Regions from separate parts of the Homo sapiens genome. Here region 1 is linked to region 2. Evidence: read pairs that join two places in POLR2A ChIA-PET (ENCODE). Cell type or tissue: MCF 10A. All regions are shown on one strand. Each heading gives the region's core, and the rest is flanking DNA. Links, peaks and the distances in the headings are about the cores only. Region 1 overlaps NDUFS1 (NADH:ubiquinone oxidoreductase core subunit S1). Region 2 holds the start of CMKLR2 (chemerin chemokine-like receptor 2).

Region 1 (6,934 bases), core at 875-5,874, 69 kb before region 2:
TTTAAATATAAACGTAGGCTTATGAAATAATATTGTATCAAAACTAAATTTCTGGCTGGATGCAGTGGCTTATGTCTATTACTCCCAGCACTTTCAGAGGCCAAGGCAGGAGGAACACTTGAGCTCAGGAGTTCAAGACCAGCCTGGGCAACATAGGGAGATCCTGTCTCTACAAAAGGTATTTTAAAAAATTAGCTGGGCATGGTGGTGCATGCCTGCAGTCCCAGCTACTCAGGAGGTTGTGGTGGGAGCATCATTTGAGCCCAGGAGGTCAAGGCTGCAGTGAGGTGTGATCATGCTAATATACCTTAGCCTGTGTGGCAGAGCAAGACCCCTAACACAAAAACTAGCTGGACGTGGTGGCATATGCCTGTATTCCCAGCTACTCAGGCAGCTGAGGCAGGAGAATTGCTTGAACCCAGGAGGCAGAGGATACAGTGACCCGAAACTGAGATCTCAGAAACCAAAAAAACTAAATTTCTTTTTTTTGAGATGGAGTGTTGCTCTTGTTGCCCAGGCTGGAGTACAGTGGCATGATCTTGGCTCACCACAACCTTCGCTTCCCAGGTTCAAGCGATTCTTCTGCCTCAGCCTCCCAAGTAGCTGGGATTACAGGCATGCGCCACCATGCCCGGCTAATTTTGTATTTTTAGTAGAGATGGGTTTCTCCATGTTGGTCAGGCTGGTCTCAAACTCCTGACCTCAGGTGATCCACCTGCCTCAGCCTCCCAAAGTACTGGGACTACAAGCGTGAGCCACCACGCCCAGCCTAAATTTCTTCATTATTTAAGAGAATGCTCCTTGTTCTCAGGAAATCCACGCTGAGAATTTAGGTATAAAAGGGCACCATGTCCACCAGAAACTTCCAAATGATTCAGAAAATTAGATTCACACACACATATATATGTAGTGTGTATATATATATATATATATATACACACACACTGAGAATCATAATACAAATATGGCAAGATGTTAACATCAGTTAATCTATGTGAACAATATACAAAATGGTATACAAAGACCATTTCAAGCATCTTGAATTATTTCAAAATAAAAAGCTAATAAAGTAAATTTAAAAGACTCGCAAGGAGAGGAGAAAACGGACCTATTAGAAATTGTTGCAACTGGGCGTGGCAGTTCATGCCTGTAATCCCAGTACTTTGGGAGGCCAAGGTGGGAGGATGGCCTGAACCCAGGAGCTCGAGACTAGCCTGGCAACATGGCAAGGCTCCATCTCTAAAAAATTAAAAAGGCCGGGCGCGGTGGCTCACACCTGTAATCCCAGCACTTTGGGAGGCTGAGGCGGGCGGATCACAAGGTCAGGAGATCGAGACCACGGTGAAACCCCGTCTCTACTAAAAATACAAAAAATAAGCTGGGTGCAGGGGCGGGCGCCTGTAGTCCCAGCTACTCGGGAGGCTGAGGCAGGAGAATGGCGTGAACCCGGGAGGCGGAGCTTGAAGTGAGCCGAGATCGCACCACTGCAATCCAGCCTGGGCGACAAAGCGAGACTCTGTCTCAAAGACAAAAAAATAAAAAATAAAAATAAAAATAATTTTTTAAAAATCTAAAAAATTAAAAAAATTAAAAAAAAAAAAAGGCTCGGTGCAGTGGCTCACACCTGAAATCCCAGCACTTTGGGAGGCTGAGGCGGGCGGATCACGAGGTCAGGAAATCGAGACCATCCTGGCTAACATGGTGAAACCCCATCTCGAGGCGGAGCTTGCAGAGCCGAGATCCTGCCACTGCACTCCAGCCTGGGTGACAGAGTGAGACTCCGTCCCACCAAAAAAAAAAAAAAAAATTGTCTTCCAGTTATCTTTTGGAGTCTCACTACCACTAACACTATTAGGAAGATGCCATTTTTCACATATAAAACAAAAAAATTACATAAATATTTTTAAACCTTGAATAAATACTATTACCAACCTCTTTCGAATTCTAGCATTAAACAGTGGTGCCTCAAAACGTGGGTTTGTACCAACCAGAAGAACAACATCTGCCTCTTCCACACCAGCAATTGTAGTATTAAGAAGATAATTGGAACGCAAATCTGTGCTAGAAATACAATATATAAAATGCAAATTTACTTTAAAATTAAGACATACAGAGAATCCATGAAATATTCTCCTATCATCAAACCCATTGCCTTCTCAAACAAAAAATTTTATGAAGTATTTCTAAATTAAATGAACATTTCAGATACTTATTTTTTTTCTCAGATAGAGTCTCACTCTGTCTCCCACGCTGGAATGCAGTGGCGTGATCCTGGCTCACTGCAACCTCCACCTCCCAGGTTCAAGCAATTCTCCTGCCTCAGCCTCCCAAGTAGCTGGAATTACAGGCGCACACCACCACGTCTGGCTAATTTTTTTGTATTTTTAGTAGAGACGGGGTTTCGCCATGTTGGCCAGGCTGGTCTCAAACTCCTGCACTTAGGCGATCTGCCTGCCTTGGCCTCCCAGAGTGCTGGGATTACAGGCGTGAGCCACTGTGCCTGAGATACTTAGTGATAAGTGGATTCCTCTATTTCCTACAACTTCTGGTTTGATCTTGGTCTATATATGAAAATAAACTGGGGGATATGTTGGAGAATCCAGGTTGTCACATTTTATACATAACTTGTAACTAAAAAAAGAAAGGAAAGCCTAGATCCTAGCTTCATATTTCTCACCCAGCTCCTGCAGTGGGGAAGACCTCTTCAGTGCATAAGGTGTCAGAGTCCACTCTATTAAGCAAATCTTTGAGAGCTACCAGGGCTTCAGCATCCACCAAGCCACCTGCAATTGCTGCCACATCTTTGCCTTGAAAACTCTGCAACTAGAAACAGATGAAAAGGGCATCACCAAGAAACCTACACGCAGCAAAGACCACAATGAAATGTTCAGAAAATAAAACAGTACTTGTTTTCAAGTACAAAAAAAGTTAACAGACTTCTGATTAAAAGTTTTACAACATGCCCAGGCACACTGGCTCATGCCTGTAATCCCAGTACTTTGGGAGGCAGAAGTGGGCGGATCACCTGCAGTCAGGACTTTAAGACCAGCCTAGCCAACATGGTGAAATCCCATCTCTACTAATAATACAAAAATCAGCTGGGCATGGTGGCATACGCCTGTATCCCCAGCTGCTCGGGAGGATGAGGCAGGAGAACTGCTTGAACCAAGGAGGCAGAGGCTGCAGTGACCCGAGATCGAGATCGCGCCACCGCACTCCAGCCTGGGCGACAACAGCAAAACTCCATCTCAAAAACACAAAAAAAGTTGTACAACAATTATTAATTAATCTAAAAGTGAAAAGCTGCAGAGGTGTTATGTGGGGCCACAGCTAATAACATCAACTTAGAAGGAAGCTGTTTTATATTTAGGAACAAAGGCACTTCAAAATGAGGTCTGGAGAATGAAGTGGAACTATAGTTACCTTAAATGCGACCTCCTCTGAAGTATCTGCCTTTCCCTCTAGTGCTTTATGTTGTCTTTCTCTAACAAGAAAACTATTCCCTCCACTTGTACTCTGGCAAGCTTATATTCATTCTCAGATTCTTCTTTAAGAATCACCTTCTGTAGGAAGGCAGCTTTTTTTTTTTTTGAGATGGAGTCTCGCTGTGTCACCCAGACTGGAGTGCAGTGGTGCGATCTCGGCTCACTGCAACCTCCAAGGAAGGCATCTTGATATGCCTGTCCTAGTTAGGCATTCCTCCTACGTGCTCTCACTCATATTACTCCTTATATAATTACTCATAGCTGCATATAATAATTGCTGAATTGTGCAACTTTCTCTACTACAAGATTGTAGGATGCAGGAATGATGTGTCTCTGGTCTTTATATCCCTTAATAGCATAATATCTAGCATATGTCCTCAGTAGATGTCTGTAAAATGGAAGGAGATTAAATCATAATCTTGGTAAAAGTAAAAAAGGGAAGAAATATACATCCCCCCCTTCATGGCAAAGATGTTTCTTGATAATCACAAACACTATTTAACACTATTTATTTCAAATTTTACCATTCCAGCTACGCGAGAGAGCGCATCCTCCCAAGAAGTATAGGTTAAAAGCCCTTTTTCATTTCTGACCATTGGCTCGGTAAGTCTTTGACGTTTTAGCCCATCATAGGCAAATCTAGAAAACAGAAATTACACCATTGTGGAATCTTGCTAAAGAAGTAACTATAATTTTCAAGTTAAATCAACAAGAAATGTTATTTAAATACAGTACTGGTTAAAGTGTCAAATATCTAAACACCTAGATACAAGTAATTATTCCAGATATTTTTAGAGATGAACTAATAGATTTTATGAACTTCACCTAAAACTAAAATACCATCTGAAAGTTTGATTTCTTCCCTTAAATCATACAAAAAAAAGTTTGATTTCTTATACTTTCAGCTAACTGAACAATCTTAAAATTACAACACAAAAAAATCTGACAGCTAAAAAAGTCAAATCATTTTTATTTACAAAGCATGAGTATCTCTAAATATTTTATCAAAATTATATTGTGCAAACTCTTCTATTCAGCTTCTTTTTCAAGCAATCATCCCACCTCGGCCTTCCAAAGTGCTGGGATTACAGGTGTGAGTCACTGCGCCCAGCCTAGCTTCTTTTCTCTAATGAACAAACTGAAATAAGTTGAGAATGTATCAATCTACTTGAATTTCTCCATGTGGGAGGAAAAAATATCTTTCTCAAAGTAAATACAATATCCAGGGATTGACCTAGGACTATTAAAGTCAGTATTATCACATTATATAAGCAACTCAGATTCCAGTAGTCTATATTCAGTAACTAATTTGCAAATATAAAAGATAATTCTTCAAAATTATTATAAAATTTCCTTTAAATAAACTGTAAAAGTTAAGGAAAACAATATAGCATATACCTGGTTTTATCAGAGATCCACTCTTCATTGATGTCCTCATGCATACGTGGCAAAATCCTCATCACTTCTCCAGTTCTTGTGCTAACCACAATATTACTTCCAACCGCATCCATTACATCAATGGATTCTGTCTTTCTGAGAAACACATACGGTGTTTACTATGGTGCTTTTGGGAATAAAGAAAGTTTCTGTTACCTGGTTTACCAAAAAATTTTTTTTACAATTAATTCCCTTTCTGAATTACTTTAAAAAATGAAGCTTAGAGGAACTGCAATTAAATAAAAGAACCCCCCACCTTTTTTTTTGCCCTGGGGTCTCACTCTGTTGCCCAGGCTACAGTGGCATGATCATAATTCACTGCAGCCTAGAACTCCTGGGCTCAAACTATCCTCTCACCACATTTTAAAAATTTTTTGTAGAGCCGGTGTCTCATTATGCTGACCAGGCTGGTCTTGAACTACTGGTCTCAAGCAATCCTCCCACCTTGGCCTCCTAAAAGCTGGGATTATAGGTGTGAGCCACTGCTCCCGGCACACCCACATTTGAACACATAAATTCCTGGCACAGTAAGGAAGGCTTTAAAACTATTATCTGACACAGAAGCTAGTTTGAAGGGGCTCCAACTAGCCAAATCTGGGACGATTCAACAAGAGGGGCAGGATTTCTGTCTATGGGAGATTAAGGAGCTCAAAAAACCTTCCCACTGAAAAGCAAAAGTAAAGCTGGCCAAAAATGACAAAACCCACCATTTCAGCAGTTTAGAAATCTAAACACATACAATGTGGGAAGCTTTTATGCACTGAAAAACTGGTGGCTGGGCTCAGTGCTCCTCCTATGCTCCTCTCCACCCCCTCAAAATGGAATTTCTTCGAGGCCGGGGCAGGCTGTGAAGATGAGAACTTCTTTGGTACAGATGGAGACAACTCACTTAACTTGGAGCACGAGGCAAACTTGTTTGTGGAGGTGATACTTTGGAGGTCATCGTAGCTGAGGATAGCCAAGATTTTACCAGCCTAAGTTTGTAGTGGTAATTGCGGCAAGCATTCCTAACAGAGGCTGCTACATGTGCAGGTGAAACCAGAGAAAGCTCAACCTATTCATAAACTCCTGGATAACTCTGAGACCCAAAGGGCCCAGTGCAAAGTAATAGCTGGGCAAACTTGAAAACAGCCTCAACTTTGAATATGCTCCTCCATCCACAAACAGATCCATTGGCAAAGAACATAACTCTTATTAGGTCACGGTGTTTGAAGTACAATTATACCTGACTACTAAACTATGCAGACACAGGGGAACTCCTAAGAAGCCTCACTTAAAAATAAAACCAAGAATATTAAAATATGTTGAAAGAACCAAAGAAAATCATATTTAAAAATTGAAGGGGATGTATGACAACCACGAATCAGCAAGTAGAGATTCTCAGTAAGGACACAGAAATTACACAGAAACAAAAAGCCAAATCCCAAGTTGAAAAGTATAAAGTTTAAAATTGGATGATAATTTGTTATGTTTTAAGAACCTTAAAAATAATCACACCTCTTGCATCTATCTACTCCATTTCTTGGTTTAATCAGGAGAATGAGAGATATACACAGAAATGTGTAAACAGCAATATTTTTTACAGATTTGTAATCATAAAGAAATATACAAGCTAAATGTCTATTAGCAGAAACTGGCTAAATGACATTCCTCATAGTTGAAAACTTAATAAACAACAACATGGGAGACTATACATTTAAAATGTCAACACTATTAAACTCTTTGGAAGAACACATGAAAAAAATAATTTTGTGGTTGAGTACTTTAGAATTAATTTCCAAGAAAACTACAGTTAATTTGCACAGGTTCAATCCATTCTAACTACTTACCTTCTATTTAAAGGGTTTTACATAAACAAACAAAGTCAACAGACCAAAACAACTGAAACCCAGGAAGAAAATGAACCTTAATATTTTTTTGAATAGTAATGAATTAAGGACAAAAAAACAAATTGTCATAAAATAAAAGATACCTTGTTTCCCAAGGCCGGGCAGTAAAGGCATAGGGCTTAG
Region 2 (6,934 bases), core at 950-5,949:
TACACAAAACAAATATTTATATAAAATGAGACAAATATTTACATATATAAATATATGTAACTTTTTTTTTTTTTCCAGGCAGGGTCTCACTCTGTCATTCAGGCTAGAATGCAGTGGCATGATCACATCTCATTGCAGCCTCCACCTTCCAGGCTCCAACAATCCTCCTGCCTCAGCTTCCTAAGTAACTAGGACCTCCTGCCTCAGCTCCCTAAGTAGCTGGGACTACAGGCATGCACTACCATGCCTGGCTAATTCTTAAATTTTTGGTAGAAACAAGGACTCACTACGGTGCCCAGGCTGGTCTCGAACTCTTGGGCTCAAGCAATCCTCCCATCTTGGCCACCCAAAGTGTTGGGACTACAGGTGTGGGCCATTAGGCCCAGCCTTCTATTTTTATTACATTTTGATCCATTTTTATGTCAAAGCATAAGAAACTGCCATTTTGTTAGATCAAAAATGGTCAAGGTCACAGCCAGGCTCGGTGACTCACACCTGTAATCTGAACACTTTGGGAGGCTGACGTGGTTGGATAACTTGAGGCCAGGAGTCGGAGACCAGCCTGGCCAACATGGTGAAACTCCGTTTCTACTAAAAATACAAAAATTAGCCAGGCATGGTGGTACACGCCTGTAATCCCAGCTACTCTAATGGCTGAAGTGTGAGAATCGCTTGAACCTAGGAGGTAGAGGTTGCAGTGAGCTGAGATCGCAGCCACTGCACTTCAGCCTGGGTGACAGAGTAAGACTCTGTCTCCAAAAAAAAAAAAAGCACTTTTTTGTTGTTGTTTGTTTTTTCAACTTTTATTTTAAGTTCTGGGATACAAGTGCAGGATGTACAGGTTTGTTACATAGGTAAATGTGTGTCAGGGTGGTTTGCTGCACGAATCAACCCATCACCTAGGTATTAAGCCCAGCATCCGTTAGCTATTCTTTCTGATGCTCTCTTTCCCCTAGCCCTCCCACATGCCCCCAGTGTGTTGTTACCCCCACGTGTCCATGTGTTCTCATCATTCAGTTCTTACTTATAAGTGAGAACATGCCGTGTTTGGTTTTCTTTTCTTTCTTTTTTTTTTTTTTTTTTTGAGACGGAGTCTTGCTGTGTTGCCCAGGCTGGAGTGCAGTGGCATGATCTCGGCTCACTGCAAGCTCCGCCTCCCGGGTTCACGCCATTCTCCTGCCTCAGCCTCCCGAGTAGCTGGGACTACAGGCGCCCGCCACGATGCCCGGCTAATTTTTTGTATTTTTAGTAGAGACGGAGTTTCACTGTGTTAGCCAGGATGGTCTCGATTTCCTGACCTCATGATCCACCCGCCTCGGCCTCCCAAAGTGCTGGGATTACAGGCGTGAGCCACTGCGCCCGGCCCTTTTCTTTCTTTTCTTTCTTTTTTTTTTTTTCAGAGACAGAGTCTCACTCTGTCACCCAGACTGGAGGGCAGTGGCATAATCTCGGCTCACTGCAACCTCTGCCTCCCAGGTTCAAGCAATTCTCGTGCCTCAGCCTCCCAAGTAGCTGGGACTACAGGTGTGCGCCACCATGACTGGCTAATTTTTGTATTTTTAGTAGAGACGGGGTTTCACCATGTCGGCCAGGCTCAGGTGATCTGCCTGCTCAGCCTCCCAAAGTGCTGGGATTACAGGCCTAAGCCACCATGCCTGGCCCTGTGTTTCGTTTTCTGTTCCTGTATTAGTCTGCTGAGGATAATGGCTTCCAGCTCCATCCATGTCCCTGCAAAGGACATGATCTAATTCCTTTTCATGGCTGCACAGTATTCCATGGTGTATATGAGCCACACTTTCTTTATCCAGTCTATTATTGATGGGCAGTTAGGTTGATTCCAGGTCTTTGCTATTGTGAATAGCAAATAGCATTTTTACTCTTTTTTTTTTTTTTGAGACAGAGTTTCACTCTTATTGCCCAGGCTGGAGTGCAATGGCACAATCTTGGCTTACTGCAACCTCCGCCTTCCAGGTTCAAGCGATTCTCCTGCCTCAGCTTCCCAAGTAGCTGGGGTTACAGGCATGTGCCACCACACTGGGCTAATTTTTTTGTATTGTTAGTAGAGACGGGGTTTCTCCATGTTGGTCAGGCTGGTCTCAAACTCCCGAACTCAGGTGATCAGTCTGCCTCAGCCTCCCAAAATGCTCGGATTACACGCATGAGCCACCGTGCCCGGCCTGCAAATAGCATTTTTATATGGCACAACTGAATAAAGAAAAAGCTCTGTCAACTCTCACTTATACAATTAAGTAAAATGTTTCATTGCCAGATTTTTCCACTCAATTAGAGGTTTATCATTATAAACCGTTAAAGAGAAAGTTTTGTGAAAAATTAAGGATATCATATCTATATGCTATTTTTTTCTAGGTTCAATGATTTAACGTCAATTCAACTTTGTATTTTATTATTTTTCATGCCTAGGGACAATTTGGTCCTAATGAAAATTCAAGCAGGCACATATATATTCCTGCTTGGATTCTCCACCTTTTTCAAGCTGCCAGGTTGTCTACCTCCTTTCAAACTCATTCTCCATGAAGGCTTTTCTTTTCCTTTCTTTTTCAGATTAACTCTGCCTTTATCCCATGCCTGACCCACCCACGAGTGTTCCTCAAGCACTTTCATAATGATGATAGTTTATGTGTTTATAGCGATCACTTTTGGTTGAATATTGGTCTCCACTGTATCCAGTTACGTAAAGCACTTAACATGGAGGAACTATACCCAATTCATTCAGTTATTTTTTGTTTTGTTTTGTGTTTTGAGACGGAGTCTTGCTCTGTCTCCCAGGCTAGAGTGCAGTGGCACGATCTTAGCTCACCGCAGCCTCCGCCTCCCGGGTTCAAGCAATTTTCCTGTCTTAGCCTCCCAAATAGCTGGGACTACAGGCACATGCCACCACTTCTGGCTAATTTTTGTATTTTTAGTAGAGACAGAGTCTCTACTAAAGGCTGGTCTCGAACTCCTGGCCATATCTTATCACCAGAGATGAGAAGTCTCCACACCATGCCTGAACAGTTACTGTCACTAAAACTATCATATCACCAGTCTGTTCTCCTAAGGACCCATTTATGTTTCCAAAAATCACTTGTTTTCCCGTAAGTGCCCTTCTCTTCCATTTCTCCTATTCTCCTATTAAGATGGCATATATAAAACAAAACAAAAAACAAAAAAACACACACATTAAAAAAAGAAAAAGAAAAAAAGATGGCATATAAGCCCTAAATTCTAACTACCCATCTGAGTCACTTTTTTTTTTTTTTTTTTTTAAGCTAGGGTTAGGTTCTGGTTGCCCAGGCTGGAATGCAGTGGCACAATCATAGCTCACTCAGCAACCTCTGAGTCACATTTACTTGGGAACGCCCATATCTACATACATAAAATTAAATTTTGTTTTCTCTTGCTAATCTTTCTTCTGTCAATTTCATTTGCTGGTGCCTGATAACAAATCTAAGAGGGAACAGGAGAAGTTTTTTCTCCCTGACACATCTATAATCTCACCATCAGAGTAACACATCTATTATCAGTTTTGCATATTCAATCTTTTCTACTTCATTTATTTTTTACATGATTATCATTCTGGTTAACATGATCTGTTATTAAATATTTATCTCAGGGACATGACAATTAGCAGTCAAGTAACAGAAAATGTATGACCTTTTATAAACTAAATGACTTAAATCAGATAAAATCATAAAATAGGCCATGAAAAACATAATAATCTAGTGTCTGGAAGATGTACAAATATGATGAGAATTATTCACTAAGAATAATTACTTATAACTTGAGACCCAGGAAAGGTCCCTTGGCCTTTTTTTTTTTAACAAGACAAAATTACCATCGGATTAATTTAACAACAGGTTTGTGGATTCTTGGGTGAATGAGTCTGCCTTAAGTGAAAAAGGCAATTTAAGAGCATTATTGCCAGTGAAAGTCCTGTTATCAAACTTGATTTGGTTTTCATCAGCTTTCTTTTGGAGGAAAAGATAAAAGACAATTGGTGCTCACAGTTTCTGACTAGAAAAGGAATAATTGAATAGCTGAACCCTTGTCTCCCACAGTCTTCCCTGCATTTAGCCATCTACCCCTTGTTGGGAGAGCCCAGATACCAATTATTCTAACAAGAAATTGATAGCGAGATTCAAAAAGGCAACAACAACAAACAAATGGGAAGGCCCAACAAACCACAAGCCTTTCATCGTAAAAATGGGGAGCCAGTGGCGGGGAGCTGCATTACAACTCAATTTATAACTTTTTTCCCACCTTGTAATCTAAAGAGGGCAATATCAGCTTTCATCTCGGAGTACCATTTTTTTCTACTAGTTTCTCAACAGTGAGCCTTCCACAAATGATGTTTGACTATTTCTAGATCACAACTCCTTAAAAGACAGATTTATGAGCTGTAATTATGTAGGTAAAAGCTGAGAAAATTACTGAAAGTTCTTTGTCCGCCCACCCCAGCAACATGCTCATTTTCTCTCTTGCAGTGTTTTAGGATTAATCAGCAGCTGTAGCGAACCCTGTAGGATCGTCCCTAAACACTTTTGCCAAGACCAAAAATATGAATCTGCAGACAGAGCATTTTGTAAACGATCAGGAGTCCTTTTCCTTTTTTGCCAGCTGGTAGTTAGTCAAATGCTGTTTTGTAAATAAATCATCTGCAGGAATCCTCATCAGGTCCACTGTAAATGTGTCAGTTTGAGGAAAACAAACAGGAAAGCACTTACCAGTTAAATTTCTGTGAGGAGAGAAGCTATTGTCATGCCTGGGTGTACCTTCCCGGTTCCAGAATGAAATGGAGGGTGGTGTTCAGAACGGCTGCATTCCTCATTCCACTTTTATCTGGCTTTTGAAATGACAGTGTAGAGAAGAATGATGTTGGGTTTTGAATGTGGTTCTTCCCTTCCCCCACCCCCCTCCATAAAAATTCATCATGCAATCCTGGAGAAAAGTAAGCAATGAACATACTGTACAAATTAATTCTTTCGACCAGCCTATGTTTGTGTAAGAAGTTTGTTTTTTGAATGGAAACCACTGCTACTAGCTGTTCTGCTGCAGACTGAAAATCGGTAATGGATGGGGGTCACCCAGCCCTCCTTTGTCTGGGTAGGCTTTTGCTTATGAAAAGGCAAGTTAAATTAGCAGAGATGGAATGTTCTTCGAATGCATGGTATAAGGCTCATCAGGAGATTTTACTTTCTGTGATTCAGTGTGTCCTGATAGTGAAGAGATGGAATCACATATTGGTTAAGTGTGAATTTTAACGTTTATTTATTTTTATTTATTTTTTTTGAGTCGGAGTCTCGCTCTGTCGCCCAGGCTGGAGTGCAATGGCACAATCTCGGCTCACTGCAACCTCCGCCTCCCAGGTTCAAGTGATTCTCCTGCCTCAGCCTCTGGAGTAGCTGAGACTACAGGCACCTACCACCACGCCCGGTTAATTTTTGTATTTTTAGTAGATACGGGGTTTCACCACGTTGGCCCGGCTAGTCTTGAATTCCTGACCTCAGGTGATCCACCCGCCTCAGTCTCCCAAAGTGCTGGGATTACAGGCATGAACCACCACGCCTGGCCTTAAAGACTTGATTTTTTTTTTTTTTTTTTTTTTTTTTGAGACGGAGTCTCGCTGTTGCCCAGGCTGGAGTGCAGTGGTGTGATCACGGTTCACTGCAACCTCCGCCTCCCGTGTTCAAGGAATTATCCTGCGTCAGCCTCCCAAGTAGCTGGGATTACAGGCATGCGCCACCATGCCCAGCTAATTTTTCTGTATTTTTATTAGAGACGGGGTTTCACCACATTGGCCAGGCTGGTCTCGAATTTCTGACCCACCTCGGTCTCCCAAAGTGCCCGGCCTAAAGGTTTGATTTTTATCCCTGGTCACCATTTGTGGGCCTGGCAGATGTGGGCACATCTGTGTACCTGAGGCAGGACTCAGAATTCATAAATTCAAGGGATGAGAAGCATGGAGCTTGAAGGTAGGCATGCCTTGATGTGGTGAGCTTACCTCTGACGGCTAGCTATCTTTATTTTTTTAATTTTATTTTTTATTATTATTTTTTTTTGAGACGGAGTCTCGCTCTGTTGCCCAGGATGGAGTGCAGTGGCACGATCTCGGCTCACTGCAAGCTCCGCCTTCTGGGTTAACGCCATTCTCCTGCCTTAGCCTCCCGAGTAGCTGGGACTGCAGGCGCCCGCCACCACGCCCGGCTAATTTTTTTTTGTATTTTAGTAGAGACGGGGTTTCACCATGTTAGCCAGGATGGTCTCGATCTCCTGACCTCGTGATCCGCCCGCCTCGGCCTCCCAAAGTGCTGGGATTACAGGTGTGAGCCACCACACCTGGCCGCTATCTTTATTTTTGTATGGTCTAACTTCAGCTCAACCATGTGATACCTGAAATTGCACATTGTTAGGCCATGAAAGGTCAGCTGCCAGAGAAGCACAGGATTTTGTTTTTTTCCGCTGTTAAAGACCAAGTCTAGGAAATCTAAAGCAGGAATTCTCACGGTGGAGGTCGGGGGTAGGGGGTGCACTTTTTCAAACTACAAATATCCCTCTGCCCTATAAGAATGTATAGGCTTCCACACCTACCCGCAATCCCTTGATTCAATCTTGGCATATTTTTCAGTGTTTTGTGAGACCGGATGAATAGATGTCGTCAGTGAAGGGGGTACTTAGTAGAGCTCTGCTAGTTTCCATTCCTTTGCGTTAGCAGTATTAGTATTTACTATAGTCTATACTATGTTCTGTAATCCACAAAATCACAATTTCATCTGTAAAAGCCATTATTGAGGAGAATCTCAGGAAGTTTTGGTTACTTTACATGAGTTTATTTTTGGCTATAGAGCAGGAACCATTGAGTAGCAAAGAATATGAAAAGCGACAAGAGAAATGACATTGATCAAGGATTGTCCTATGTGCCACGCATAGTTTAAGC

What was found. ChIA-PET counts read pairs that join two places held together with the same protein. Peaks named below come from ENCODE experiments on the same cell type or tissue, not always from the same donor. Only the 100,000 strongest peaks of a DNase experiment are listed, where the experiment ranks them.
Region 1: POLR2A ChIA-PET joins it to region 2 with 5 read pairs; 5 of 35 experiments call an interaction of 5 or more read pairs at or near these places.

The regions. Positions count from the first base shown.
Region 1 is chr2:206,140,009-206,146,942 of GRCh38, forward strand. It overlaps NDUFS1 (NADH:ubiquinone oxidoreductase core subunit S1), which reads right to left. Exons shown (of 19, transcript NM_005006.7): 8 at 6,895-6,934; 9 at 4,884-5,018; 10 at 4,010-4,124; 11 at 2,678-2,823; 12 at 1,933-2,061. Among named protein-coding and RNA genes, the nearest start is that of NDUFS1, 16 kb to the right of the region's middle. In MCF 10A, for the core only: no CTCF peak of the experiment used is centred there; no DNase peak of the experiment used is centred there.
Region 2 is chr2:206,208,583-206,215,516 of GRCh38, forward strand. CMKLR2 (chemerin chemokine-like receptor 2) reads right to left here and starts at 4,789. Exons shown (of 2, transcript NM_001389445.1): 1 at 4,725-4,789. The region is part of intron 1 of CMKLR2-AS (CMKLR2 antisense RNA); the gene reads left to right. In MCF 10A, for the core only: a CTCF peak has its summit at 4,207; a DNase peak (open chromatin) is centred at 3,319.